Linked DNA regions of Homo sapiens: region 1 is linked to region 2. Evidence: chromatin contacts called from ENCODE Hi-C or POLR2A ChIA-PET data. All regions are on one chromosome and are shown on one strand. The core of a region is the stretch at or near the end of the contact, and the rest is flanking DNA. Distances in the headings are between cores, read along the strand shown. Region 1 overlaps ATAD1 (ATPase family AAA domain containing 1). Region 2 holds the start of ATAD1 (ATPase family AAA domain containing 1).

What was found. Hi-C counts contacts between places; a loop is a spot of excess contacts on that map. ChIA-PET counts read pairs that join two places held with the same protein, here RNA polymerase II (POLR2A). Pooled maps may share reads with other maps.
Region 1: a loop to region 2 is called in a pooled map, with 7 times the contacts of the local background. The contact joins the enhancer-like site here to the promoter of ATAD1 in region 2. A Hi-C loop is called at or near these places in 2 of 168 maps with a recorded cell type or tissue (CD8-positive, alpha-beta T cell and endothelial cell of umbilical vein) and 11 of 50 pooled maps. POLR2A ChIA-PET finds 5 or more read pairs at or near these places in 13 of 52 experiments (AG04450, H1, HEK293T and 8 more).

What each region holds. Positions count from the first base shown.
Region 1 is chr10:87,759,048-87,761,747 of GRCh38, reverse strand. The region is part of intron 8 of ATAD1 (ATPase family AAA domain containing 1); the gene reads left to right. Among named protein-coding and RNA genes, the nearest start is that of ATAD1, 58 kb to the left of the region's middle. Within about 2 kb of position 1,352, at least 2 of the 41 ENCODE cell types and tissues checked have a DNase peak (open chromatin) inside an H3K27ac peak, as active enhancers do; they include endothelial cell of umbilical vein, where a contact is called at or near this core.
Region 2 is chr10:87,816,684-87,819,542 of GRCh38, reverse strand. It overlaps ATAD1 (ATPase family AAA domain containing 1), which reads left to right and starts at 1,317. Exons shown (of 10, transcript NM_001321967.2): 1 at 1,317-1,376. It also overlaps the pseudogene CFL1P1. RefSeq lists a silencer at 1,170-1,219.

The sequences.
Region 1 (2,700 bases), core at 103-2,602, 58 kb after region 2:
TAATTTTAGTATTCAGTATTCTGCTTTCTTAGTACTGTCTTTGGAAATTCTTTTAGGATTATATTTTTCATGGCTACAGGGAATTTTTTTTTTAGACAATCTCTGCTTTGTCACCCAGGCTAGAGTGCAGTGGCACAATCTCAGCTCACTGCAGCCTCCCTGGGCTCAAGTGATCCCCCCGCCTCAGCCCCCTGAGTAGCTGGGACTATAGGTGCATGCACCACACCCAGCGAATTTTTTGTATTTTTAGTAGAAATGGGGTTTCGCCATGTTGCCCAGGCTGGTCTAGAACTCCTGAGCTCAAGAGATCCACCCATCTCAGCCTCCCAAAGTGCTAGGATTACAAGCATGAGCCATCCCACCCAGCAGATACAGGGAATTTTTAGCAATTCTGTTATTCATAAAACCACAAAGTATAGTCTCTAATCAGTTTTATGTTGCAAAATACGAATGCTCTCTGGATAATTGCTGACATGAGAACATCTCGTCATTTCCCACTGGTTGGTATTTATATGCTGAAGGATTACTGCTACTTCAATAAAATCTGAAGAAAATTAATTTAATTTTGTTAAAGATGCCTCAAATCAGTAGCACATATATTTATTTGGTAAACTGAGCACTGTCATACTTATACATTGTGGAGCTAAATAAGGGTTTTTTGTTGTTTTTTTTTTAAATTCACATGAACTTCCAGACTTTGAGTTCATCTTCTCTGAATAAAAGATTGAAGCTTTTGAAATGATACTGTGTTCTACTCTTTTACAATTATTTTATTGATAGGTATTCCTTAACATGATTCGCTTATTTTAAAAAGATAGTGTAGTGATTTTGGCTTAAGGTTTTAAGTATAAAAAGAATTAGCACTGATAAAATTTATACCCTATAAAAGTATTTCGTCTGACTTTAAGGAGGTAGCTTTTTTCCCTATACAAACTGACCTGAAATTACTTTTGTATGATATAGCAGCAATAGTTTTTGTTTTTTGTTTTGAGACAGAACTGACAGTCTCCTACATTCTAGCTGACCAGCCTCATCATTCTAGCCAGACTGGAATGCAGTGGTGTAATCCTAGCTCACTGCAGCCTTGAACTCCTTGGCTCAAGTGATCCTCCTGCCTCAACCTCCTGAGTAGCTAGACACACCCAGCTAGTTAACAAAATTTTTTTTGTTGAGATGGGGTCTGTGTTAGCCCGTTCTCAAACCGCTATAAAGAACTACCTGAGACTGGATAACTTATGAAGAAAAGAGGTTTAATTGACTCACCGTTCCACAAGCTGTACAGGAAGCATGGCTGGGAGGCCTCAGGAAACTTAACAATCATGGTCAAAGGCGAAGGGGAAGCAAGCATGTCTTACCATGGCAGAGCAGGAGTGGGAGAGAGTGAAGGGGGAAGTGCCACACATTTTTAAACCATCAGATCTTGAGAGAACTCACTCACTATCATGAGAACAAGGGGGAAGTCTGTCCCCATAATCCAATCACTTCCCACCAGGTCCCTCCCCCTAACACTGGGAATTAAATTCAACATGAGACTTCGGTGGGGACACAGAGCCAGACCATATCAGGGTCTCATCATTTGCCCCAGCTGGTCTTGAAATAAAATTATAAGTGTAAAATGCTTAGAGTACATAGATGTTATTTACAAGTATACTATTAATGGTGGATATAATAATAAACAACTGCATAAGTAAGTATCATTCTTTCAAGCTATTTTAGAAGTCTGTTAACTTATTCTGCTGTTGCTGCCTATACTCAAAAGCTTTTTAACTTGGGAATTGCCTTCAGAGTTGCCTAATGAAAAGAGTTCTCATTATTTCATGGTTTATCTAAAAGCTATTATCTTAGAACAAAATGAGCTACTTTTAGAGTGCTTGCTATGTGCCAAGCATTTTGGTGAGCTATACATTGTTTTATTTAATCCTCATTTATCTAAGGAGTACATATTAGTCCTATTTTACAGCTGAGGAAACTGAAACCCAGAGAAGTTTTGTAATAACTTGCCCAGGATTACACAAAGAAGTGATGGAGCCTACTCTTAACCATTAGGGTATGGTACCTCTTAATTAAATCTTGCTCCCCCAGTGACTGGAATCTTCTTTTCTTTGTTTTCTTATACTTGGTTGGTTCATCTTTCTAACTGTATCATCTTATCAGGCACAAGATTTGTGAGTGGTTAGAACATAGGGTGGCCCAACAACGGAGTGGTCAAAAGACAGGAGGAAGTGTTGGATGTTTAATTTTTAACATCTCAGAGTATAGTTTGGAAAGCTCTTTAAAGTAGTTTGTTAAATGTATGAAATATTTCAAACATATAAACAAATAGCCCCATTATCTTCCACCCATATTTAACAGGCAATTTTAATATATTTCCACATTTGCTTCATTTTTTTTTTAATTAAGTACAGCCTTAAGCAACCACTGGCCACTTCCCATTATCACCGTCATTGGTAACCTGCTGTCCAGGAGTTGATAGAGTTTATCAATCCCGTGAATATATGTGAACAGATACCTAATGCATGTGTATAGGTATATGTTATTTTTATTCTTTTTACAAACAGTAGAAAAATTAGATCCTTGTATGTGTCTGTTTCTTAAGGACACATGAGAAGAGTTTCTCAATTCACAAAAAATTAAAAACTACAAAGGAAAGAGAATAGAGAAGTCTGACTATAATCAGACTTAAAGCTTCTGTGTCACGGG
Region 2 (2,859 bases), core at 68-2,567:
CAGCAGACATTAACTAGGTATTATCTTCACCACATTATTACAAGTTTGTAACTAGTAACATTCGTTAACAATCAGGCTGCAAAATTGTTATTATTATTGAGACAGGGGCTTGCTCTGTCGCCCAGGCTGGAGTGGAGTGGCTTGATCACTGCAGCCGTGATCTCCCACGCTCAAGCGATTCTCCCACCTCAGCCTCCCAAGTAGCTGGGACTACAGACATGCGCCACCAAATCCAGCTAATTTTTAGGTGGTTTTTTTTTTTTTTTTTTTTTTTTTTTTGTAGAGACGATTTCTCATTATGTTGTCCAGGCTGGTCTCGAATTCCTGACCTCAAGTGATCCTCTCGCTTCGGCCTCCCAAAGTGTTGGGATTACAGGCGTAAGCCACCGCGCTGGCCAAGCTGCAGAATTCTTTAGCCATCAAAGATGATGCCTCAAGTAGAAAGGCACAAGCTGCCTTCCTGAGGAACACAGGGAGAACTCTCATTACATCATAGTCTCACCGACTCTGTCTGAAGGAAGTGATGCTTCTCGTATCTCAGGAGTGTCTAATGTCATCTGGCCCACCGGCAGTTTGTGTATTCAGGAGGCTCTGGCTTTCAGGTTTGCTCCCTTGGGACCTCTTGTGTCACGTCGCTCGTTCTGGAAAGGAAAAGGGGTGAAAGAAAAAGGGAAATCACCAAAATGCAAAATCTGTTACCAGATGCCCTATTCCGTCCTAACTACCGAGTCTGGTGGCGTGGGCTGCTAAATCTTTTCGCGGAAAGATTGTCAGGCGCCACCCCGAGGTGTTTGTCAGCACAGAGATGGGGGAGAAGGGTGAGCTCACCCGAGAATTGAAAGGCAGGTGGTGAGGGATGAGGGGTGAGGAGTGGAGGGTGGCCATAAGCTTCTGCGTTTTGGCTAAAGTACAGACACAAAGCCGCGGCGTGAGGGTTTGCACAGAGTGGTGGGAAGGAGAGAATGTATTTGCTGGGTACGCAGAGCATTTCTGCACTCTCAAGAAGGCTGCCCGATTTGTCAGGGTTGCGCCCCGAGCCCGCGAGAAGGGCAGGGACTTTTTGTGATAAGCGCCTTCCCAAAGGTAGTGTCTGTTAAACGCAGAGCCTTAGCGAGTGCTGCTCGCAGACACGCCGGCTTCGCAGAAAGTCTCAGTCTAGCAGGTAGCTTAAGCAGACATCAGGTGCGCGAATTTGCTCTCCCTCACTGTTTCTAAGCCTGGGAGCACGCCCCCTCCGCGCCGGCGACCGCGGGTCGCGCATGCTCCGTGGGAGGGAGTGCGCCGCGCCTCCCGCCGGAAGCGTTCTCTCCCAGGTTGCGTTTCCTTCCTGTGTGAGGCCGGCTGAGGGCACTTGCTCTTGCTGTTTCTGCCCCTGGGTGAGTAGCTGGTTCCCGTGGGGCCTCATGGGATGGTTGTCGTATCCTTCTGAGGTCCTTTAAGGACCGTCTCGGACCTGGGAACCCCCGGAGGAAAGGTCACCCCGGTCTTCTCCCACGCCCTACCTCAGTGCCGCCCCCAAGCGCCCCGCAGCCCTTAGTATCTAGAGGATTAACCTCCAAGGGCGTCCCGGGCCTCGCCTTGGCGTCCGGCCCGGCCTGGGCCCTTAGGGTCTGCTTAGCTCTTCCCCAAGACTCGTGCCATTCCCGAGGGAATCTTTGTCGGCATCCTGGTCACTGTGGGGGTTTGAGGTCGTCCCGGAAGACTTCAGAACCAGGCGAACCTAGACGAAGGCGGCTGGAATGAACCAGGTCTGATTGTCGCACAGGCGCGGCCACCACCTTGTGCAAAATCGAAGGTGGTTCTTCAGGGCCGGGCACGCTTTCACAAAAGATGGTGATGTTAATAATAACCTGCCCTCTTTGTGAAGATTGGCAGGCCTTCATTGTCATAGGCTGTATTCGTAGGGCCTTTATGCCTGCAAAACTGGGACTTTTGAGTTTGAGAAACGATTTGTGAAATACTGCAATGAATTAGGAGAGAAATACTACAGTGAATGCTATGCTATGAATGCTATACATGTCAATAAATTGCTCATAGATGAGGTAGTACGATTTCACGGTTTTCCACTCGGAAATGGAGAACTTAAAATGAAACGACCTGATACCATATTTGCCTAACAAATAACTCTAGGTTATAGTGTTTTAGGATGTTTCTTAGTTGCATACAGCACTATCATCGTATATGTACATATTTGTGTATTCATTTTGTTGAACCTAATGTTTATACAGGATTGAAATACGCTCCCTGCTGTTGTATGCGCATGCAGCTTTTATTGTATGTTCGCTGGTGATGGTATTGCTGCTGTAACAGCCTTACATTTTAGGTATATCAATACCAAATGAATGATACATGAGTGTACAATAAAGTATATATAGTTACAGTCTACAAAACAAGTTTCAGTTTCATTGAAGGATTTTGAAGTAATTTAAAAAGGTAGACTACTATTTTACAAGTGGCCTTAGTAGACCTAAGTCTTTATTACATTAAAAATTTCAGAATTGGGAAGGATATAAACGGGTTTTGTGTGTTGACCTTTTATGGGATTAAAAGTTGTTACTATCTTGATGACTGGGATGTGTTCATAACAGCCCTAATTTGTTCATGTAGTTCAATGAATATCCAGTAGATGACTTGGTTGGTAGTTTTATCACTACCAACTCTAAAACGAAAACGTTTTACTGGAATGCCACCGCTTTTCACAGATTAGGTTAATAAAACCCTTATCTTGTCTAAATTATTTTCCTCTGTGAGTATACCCCACGTAGTGATATAACACGTTTCAACTGCATTTTCAACTTTGTGGAATAAAGACTAGAAAAGTCAGTTTTTTACTTCCTATGAGAAGTGAAATATTGTGTA